Linked DNA regions of Homo sapiens: region 1 is linked to region 2. A link is a loop called in an ENCODE intact Hi-C map of the cell type or tissue named here. Cell type or tissue: PC-9. All regions are shown on one strand. Region 1 overlaps IL1RAP (interleukin 1 receptor accessory protein). Region 2 overlaps IL1RAP (interleukin 1 receptor accessory protein).

What was found. Hi-C counts contacts between places; a loop is a spot of excess contacts. Peaks named below come from ENCODE experiments on the same cell type or tissue, not always from the same donor. Only the 100,000 strongest peaks of a DNase experiment are listed, where the experiment ranks them.
Region 1: a loop joins it to region 2, with 8 times the contacts of the local background. A loop is called at or near these places in 5 of 110 quality-filtered maps.

Annotation. Positions count from the first base shown.
Region 1 is chr3:190,531,422-190,535,421 of GRCh38, forward strand. The region is part of intron 1 of IL1RAP (interleukin 1 receptor accessory protein); the gene reads left to right. Among named protein-coding and RNA genes, the nearest start is that of IL1RAP, 19 kb to the left of the region's middle. In PC-9, no CTCF peak of the experiment used is centred here; no DNase peak of the experiment used is centred here.
Region 2 is chr3:190,583,822-190,587,821 of GRCh38, forward strand. All of the region lies in intron 3 of IL1RAP (interleukin 1 receptor accessory protein), which reads left to right. Among named protein-coding and RNA genes, the nearest start is that of IL1RAP, 72 kb to the left of the region's middle. RefSeq lists enhancers at 1,119-1,652, 1,653-2,186. In PC-9, no CTCF peak of the experiment used is centred here; DNase peaks (open chromatin) are centred at 2,190 and 2,850; H3K27ac peaks cover 1,585 bases.

The sequences.
Region 1 (4,000 bases), 52 kb before region 2:
AGGACACCAAACACAGGGTAAAGAGGAAAGGGTTCTTTACAAAAGCATACCTGAGTGGATACCTTAACACCCTCAGGAAATCTACACATCTTTGAATTAGGGCATTCCATAAGTCTTCCCTGTCAGCACTTCCCGGCACATACTCCTGAATGTTTAAAAACCAACCATATCTCTTGGCTTCCTACTTGTCAAGACACAGCTGAACTTACTCACTTGTCTTGACTTATGTAAAACACACACTTACAGTCAGTGCTGTATCACCTAAGACTTCAACAGCCAGCAGCAAGTGAATTAAGAAACCGTAATATATCCTCCATTCAATGCACCCTTGCAGGGTTTTGCACCCCTAAAGAGATCCCTAGGGCACATGAAATCGGGTGACTACCCCAGCTTCTTGCTGTGGGGAATCTAGGGTTTTTGTAGTTAATGATATTGAGACATGGACTTAGGGGAACAGGAGGAGGCATATAGAAATCAAGCTTTCGCAGCAGCCATTAAATGGAATACGTGTAATCGTTCTCAAAGAATACTAGATTGCTGGGGCCAAAGAGGCTAAACCTCTGGCTTTGCAGAAAGGCCTCAGAGGAATATGTTGTGTTTATAAAGTCAGCCAAACCTACCTGTAACTGGCTTTCTAGTTCTGGCATAGTGCACTTTCTGGTATCATGCTGCTTCTCTTGTCTTGGTTCTCACACATGAGTTTTGGCCTAATTGCTCTAGTTTGAGAGAGTCAAAGGCAAGTCTTCTAGTAATGAGGGGAAAAAAGGATAATAGCTAACAAGTTGAAGTGCTTACTGTGTGCCAGGTGCTTTACAAAATTACCTCATATAATCATCTTTCTTTTTTTTTTTTTTTTTTTGAGATGGAGCCTTGCTCTGTCGCCCAGGCTGGAGTGCAGTGGCACCATCTCGGCTCACTGCAAGCTTCGCCTCCTGGGTTCACGCCATTCTCCTGCCTCAGCCTCCCGAGTAGCTGGGACTACAGGTGCCCGCCACCACGCCCTGCTAATTTTTTGTATTTTTAGTAGAGACGGGGTTTCACCGTGTTAGCCAGGATGTTCTCGATCTCCTGACCTCGTGATCTGCCCGCCTCGGCCTCCCAAAGTGCTGGGATAATCATCTTGTCTAATTCCATGTGAGGTGCTTTACTGACCCTGTCCACCAATAAGGAAATTGAGAGTCAATGTGGTTAAGTAGCTTGTACAGCTGTGGAGAAGGACCTGAACCCAGGTCTATATGGCTGTAAAGCTCATGATGAAACCCCGTGCTTTGCCTCCCTGTGCTGAGGCGTGCCGTGCATCCCATGGCCCCTATCCAGTTTGCTTGCACGTACAGCTGAACATCTTATAACAGGCGTTTAGTTAGTACTCTGATGTGTCTGACAGTTCCCTAGAAGCTCAGCTTGGACTGAGCCAGCCCATTTGCGTTTCTGGCCTCTTCTTGCTTCCTTTTCTCCTTTTTCAATTTCCTTTTTCGGCTCAGGCAGCATGGGAGATGCCTTAATCAATTGATGATAGTTCCTTCTGTTTTAATGACATTCTCATTTCCTCAGTATGTTTTTCTCACTTTGAGGGTTGGAGAGGGGAGTAAGGGAACAAATACTTTCAAAAACCCCTAGTCTCCTAGTTTTGAAAGTAAGTTCCATGACGTTATGGAAATGCTGCTTTGAAATACTGGAACTGCTGTATTGAATGCCCATAGGTGTCTGTGAAAGAGGGAACCGTAGGCCCAACATGGCTCGAAAGACTTCATCCAGGATAAGTAGGTTGACATGACAAGGGATTTGGGTCCAGCTCAACATAAAGAGACATTTATTACAATTAGGGCCATATGAAAACTACATTAGTAATGAGTTCACCATCACTAGAGATATTAAAAGAGGGCCTAGACATCTAGTTGGCAAGGATGTCACAGGGAGATTTGAATATTGGAAAAAGGAGTTTGAATCAAAATGACATTTAAAGGCCTTTCCGGCCTTGAGATTCTGTCTTGAATTCACTTAGAAACTTTATATTGGGAATAAAGGTTTCCCCTTGTTATAATTAACACCAACTAGTGATGTCTCCTCCTCCCTCCCCCCTGTGCTTCCCCTGTCTGAACAACTACTCGATTTAAGAAGGGGACTTAGGATGAGGAAGGATGTGGTTCCTTCCCACTTGGCAGCACTCCGTGTCAGAATGGAAGACTTGTGTCTGGGCCTGGCACGGTTCCGTCAGGCCCTCTTACCAGCCCAGTCGTGTCTGTGACCAGAGCACGTGGGAGGTGCACATCCGTGTAGAAAAACCTCCCACTGGCTGCCAGCTCTGGATTTTTGAAATAATTCCTAATGAATGCAGTCTTGCCCAGGCCAAACCTCTTACAGGAATGATGACACACCCTGAAACAAGTCCGAGTCAGGCCAGACAAGCATCCCCTGAAAAATACTCCCTTTGCGGTTGGCAGCATATGAGAAAGTATCTTTGAGAGCCGTTTCTTCTTGCCGTTTCAAAGGAAAGCTGCTTGCAGGCCAGGAGGTCAGGAGTGAAAAACTCCTTTTTTTTTTTCTTCTATTTTTTCTTTTCTTTTAATTGGCTTACTACTCATCTGAAAGCTCTGCTAGTCAAATATGATAATCCTTTGATTTAATGTCAGGATTGAGACAGTTCTCTGGTTCTTGAAGGAAAGAGTGTTGCAATGCTAGGAAGTCTCCAGCAGCTGATTAACAGCTTTGATTTGAAAGAATAAAAAGAAAGATACAAAAACTGGCAGTGGGTCCTACCGATCGGTGCTGCAACTAAGAATGGACAGTATTTAAATAAGATGATCTTTCCCCTCAGGATTTACAGAGACTTCCATAATCTCCAGCCCACTTCATTTTTTTTTTTTAATGTAATGTTACAGCTCGGTATGCTTTGCTCAAATCTATCATGTTTGGATATTTCAAACTAGGAAGTTTCATTCCTTGTAGAAAAGCTTCAGAAACTCACCAGATATTTTAAGTCAGGTCAGTCCAGCTCTTCCCAGGAAATAAAGATGTTAAGAACTTCATAGCTGTAGGGACTCCTTAGAGATCCGATCCAGTGCTGCCTATAGGACCTTGGGCCGAGATTTCCCATGTACACCATAAATCTTCACAAAGTCGTGGGAAAAGAACAGCAACTTCAGCTCCTTTTGCAGCCTGATCATTGCTTCTGGGCCCGAGTAGCTGTCTTCTTTTGATATAGGACCATTGCCTGTTCAGACATGACTCTTTTTCCTGGATACAAATGGTATGTTATTTTTAGGGGGCAGTTATATTTCTTAATAGTTTTCAGAGTTGGTAGACAGGCCTGAACTGGGAATCAAAAGCCATCTTCTCACATTTCCACTAGTGAGTTATTGACCTCATGAAAGTCACCTCTCCTCCCTGGGCCTTTACTTCCCAAATAGTGTTCCAAATAACATTAGTGACTTCTGAGGTCCTGTCTAATTTTCTAGATGTCATCCGGATAAGAAGATAAAGTGTAAGAGAATTAAAAAAAAAAAAAAAAAAAAAGAAAACCAGCAAAGTGAAGTGTGGGGCTTAGGAAAATGAGAGTCCTCTGTTTAAAATATGTCTCAGAGAGCCTTGGTAGCAACAAAGGTCCCAAATATAGGAATCTTAGTCTGTACTGTGTATTGCAGGGTATATGGATTTCCTGTATTTGCCTAAGTTCTATTTGCTAAGAGCTGACTAGAAACATGAATAGTAGTCCTGAGGAAGCTTAAAGATGCTATCACATTCAGTTTACTCATTTGACATATCAACCCTGCGGCCTTTGTTCTGGAGGTACACTGAAACTTGAACTCAAGTCTCCTGCCTGCTTGTGCAATGTGCTTTCAAGTACACTGCCTATTCAGTTTATTTAGCAGTGATGAACGCTTACAGAAACCATCAAGCTATGTTTTGAAAGTTAGTTGATTCAAAACAATAGAGTTTAGTGGTCAGCCAAACAGAAGCAAGGAGATTTGCTAGTTTTGCATATGTGTGTGACTTAGTTTCC
Region 2 (4,000 bases):
GGTTGTTACAAGTAAAGCCAAGTCTCTAAACAAGAGGCAGGAACTTAACCTTTTAAAATTTATTTTTATTTTTATTCACTCTTATTTACATATGGTCAAATTGAGTTTTTTGGTGTAAGAAGTCTGTGAATTTTGACAAATGCATACAACCATGTAAAAACCACCACAGTTTAGGTACAGAAAGTCCCATTATCCTCCCAAATTTCTCTCATGCTGCCACTGTGCCGTCCCCCCACACCCAGTCACTAGCAACCACTGATCGTTTTCTGCTCCTATAATTCTGCCTTTTCCAGAATATCAGATAGATAGAATTGTACTGGTCTGGCTTCCTTCACTTAGCATAACACATTTGAGGTACATCCATATTATCATATGTTTGAGAAGTCCATTCCTTGTTACCAAGTAACATTCCATTGTATGGATATACCACTGTTGTTTATTCATTCATTAGTTGTAGGATATGTGATTGCTTCAAGTTTTTGGCTATTATGATTAAGGCTGCTGTAAACGTCTATATACAGGCTTTGTCTCAACACAAGTTTTTGTTACCTAGGACTGATATTGCTAGGTCATATGGTAAGGTCATTAGGTATGTTTAACCTAATAAGAGGCTGCCAAACTCTTTTCCAAAGTAGCTATACTCAATTCTGTATTCCCGTCTTCAATGAATGAGAGTCCAGCTGCTGCACATTTCATGAACACTTGCTATTTTCCATTTTTTAAAATGCTAACCATTCTAATAGTTTTACAGTAGTATCTTGTGTGATTTTTAATTTACATTTATATAATGACTAATAATTTGGACCATTTTGTCATATGTATATCTCCTTTGGTGAAGTGTCTGTTAAAATATTTTGTCCCTTTTTAATTAAGTTCCTGATATTTTTCTTTGACTTTTGAGAGTTCTCTATATATTCTGAAAATGAGTTCTTCATTGAATAGCTGATTTGTGGCTTGTCTTTGCTAACCTTTAATTTTCTTGTTATTTTAAAAATCTTGCTCCCAGGCCCATCACTGGATCTCCTATAGTCTCTTAGGTCTACTCAGTATGTTTATAGAACTTCTAGGTTTTTTCAGACACAGTGGGGATCTAGGAAGATGAAAATGACCATTGCCCTGTTAACAAGGAGCTTTTGAGTAGCTGGAAAGAGAATTCAGGTATCCAAATATTTATAACCCACGAAATAATGTCCCGAGTGCCATAGGGATGTATAGATGGTGTGCTATACTGCAGAGTGTTGTCACTCATTGAGGTTTCTGGTTACTAAAATACTTTGAGGCCCCGAAGAGAGAAACAATAAAGACTGTGGATGATTACATCCTACAAACTGTAACAAAGTGGCTTCCCTCTTTACAGCCTCATGTATTATCTTTGATGATGATGGGCATTAGGGGATGAAAAAGGGGCCGTGCCAGGCAATGCAGTCTTTCTCAACTTGATCAGTCACAGTGCCCACTCTAACCATTGTCAAGCAAAAGGACCACATCAGAAGCCATTAGCCTCACTGCATCTCCCCACCCCCTCAGCCCGTTTGCTGTAATTGTCCCATTTGACTTCGTTTAATAACAAATGGGTAAAGAAATTCCATGCTTGACACATGTGGAGTTGCATGTGTGTGTGACCCATCAGACAGCTTCAGGGCACAAGTATACTGCCCAGCCTATCTTTTGCTTCTGCTCATACTAATCATTAACATGTGTCACTTTAGGCTGGGCATGGTGGCTCACGCCTGCAATCCTAACACTTTGGGAGGCCGAGGCGGGTGGATTGCCTGACCTCAGGAGTTTGAGACCAGCCTGGGCAACAGGGTGAAACCCTGTCTCTACTAAAATACAAAAAATTAGCCGGGCATGGTGGTGTGTGCCTGCAGTCCCAGCTACTTGGGAGGGTGAGGTAGGAGAATTGCTTGAACCCGGGAGGCTGAGGTTGCAGTGAGCCAAGATTGCATCACTGCACTCCAGCCTGGGTGACAGAGTGAGACTCCAACTCCAAAAAAAAAGAAAAAAAGAAAAAAAAGTCACTTTATTCATTAAGTACCATTAGTGACTCTCAGTTGCTACAAGGATAAAGTTTGTTCTTACCCTGATTGACCCTAGTCTCATTGACCCTTTACCATTCTCATGCTTTGTGAAATCATCCCACACCCTGTGATCTAACCCCGGCTGACTCATGGACTAACTCATCATGGCTCACATCAGCCTGGACTCCTCCCCTTGGAGGAGGAGTCAGTGCACATTCTATGCATTTTTTCCAGACTTAAATCAGATGCCATCTCTTCTGTGAAGGCACCGATGAGTGTCACCCATCTTGAAGTCCGAATTAAAAGTGCCTTCTGCCCTCCTATGACACGTTGCATCTTTATTTTTTCCTTTTAGCATTTGCTTCATTTTGCTTTGTGTTGTGGTTGTTTGCCTGACTCTCCACCCAGTCTTGACAGTGAGATCTTTGAGAGCACAGTCTATATCTTCCTTGTATCTTTATCCCTCGTTGGAGCCTAACATAAACTGTTGCATGTGGTAAGTTTTCACTGAGGGTTTATTGATTGAAGGACATGCCATAAGCCACAGTTCACCTTGCTTTGTGACCCAGACAGAAGAGGTGTCTCAGTGGCTGATAGTTGTAACTGGAGGTGACAGGGGGCTCTGATGTGTTCTAAGCAAAGACAGCCCTGTTTCCCTATTGGCCGTGATTATGCCCTCCTATCTAGAATAGGAAAAGGGTGATTTGATTTTGAGCAATAAGCAACCTGACTCTAATTGTCTACCTTAAATGCCTTCCATTGTTCTGCTTAAGGTGATTTTCTACCAGCATGAAATGTTCTCCTTCCCAGACAGTTGATGGAGGAGCTGAGTCATGCCTGACTATACTTAATAAGACAGAGGCAGCTAATGCCCCAGGGAGCTGCCTTCGAGGACAGCTTGACATTTCTGACTCCTCTGCTTTTTAAAAGTGGGTGTTGTGAGGGAAAGTTAAGCATGAAGGTAGCTTCGGAGTCTCCACTGGAAACAGGACTATATAGTGACACTCTCTAATTTAGACAGATGTGATCTACCCCGCTGCCTCTTGGCTGTGATATGTGCCTTCCGATGCTGGGAGGTGCTAATCAAGGATGTCATGTTTTTCATGAAAGAGTCTCACTTGCTTACTCACTTTGTTCTACTTTCTATTAATGAGTGCCCACCCACTTCCGTTCTTTTCTCTGAAAAACTGGCTTGATTTATATTTTTCAGAGTCAGGCTAGAAAATACTCTTGAAGTTAGCATGGATTATAAACCCATCATATTATAGAGATGGACAGGGTTACAGATCATCTGGTTTTACCTTCTTATACGTGATAAAACTGAATCCCAAAGCAGGAAAGTGACTTGGTCACAGTCAGCATTAAATTTCAGACTCTAGAGAGTGACAGATCTGCGTTAGAATCCCCGTCTCCTACTGACTTGCTGTGTAATTGTGTGGGTATCTTTTAACTTATCTATGCTTCATGCTCGTCATTTGTTAAATGAGGGCCATAATAAAGCTATCTGAAAGAGGCATTATGAAGAGTGAAAATGATAATAAATGTAAAACACTTAATACCTGGCGTATAGAAAACACTCACAATTAAGTGAATGGTACTGGTAGTTCCTATGGTGGTGGCAGTTTTATAATGGTGGTCACACTGGCAGAATTAGGACAAGAAACCAGGTCTTCTGACCCTATGTCTTTGTTCTCCATAGGGTATACTACAAGATGTATCTCAGGAACTATATTTAGCTATGAGGAAGTTTAAAGTGATCTGTCTGAAGATGAATTCCTATATTCAAAGAAAGGATCAGTAGCGAGTTTGCTGTAGCACAGAAGGAAAAGAAAACATGGTTTGAGATGTTTGTCAACATGAAGAATCAAATTGGGCGGAGTGTTTGAGGGAAGAAATTATATGTAAAATCTCCAAAATAAAAACCAAGGGGCTGAGTAAGACCTGAGAACCTGAGGTCAGTGGATAGAGGACTGACTCTG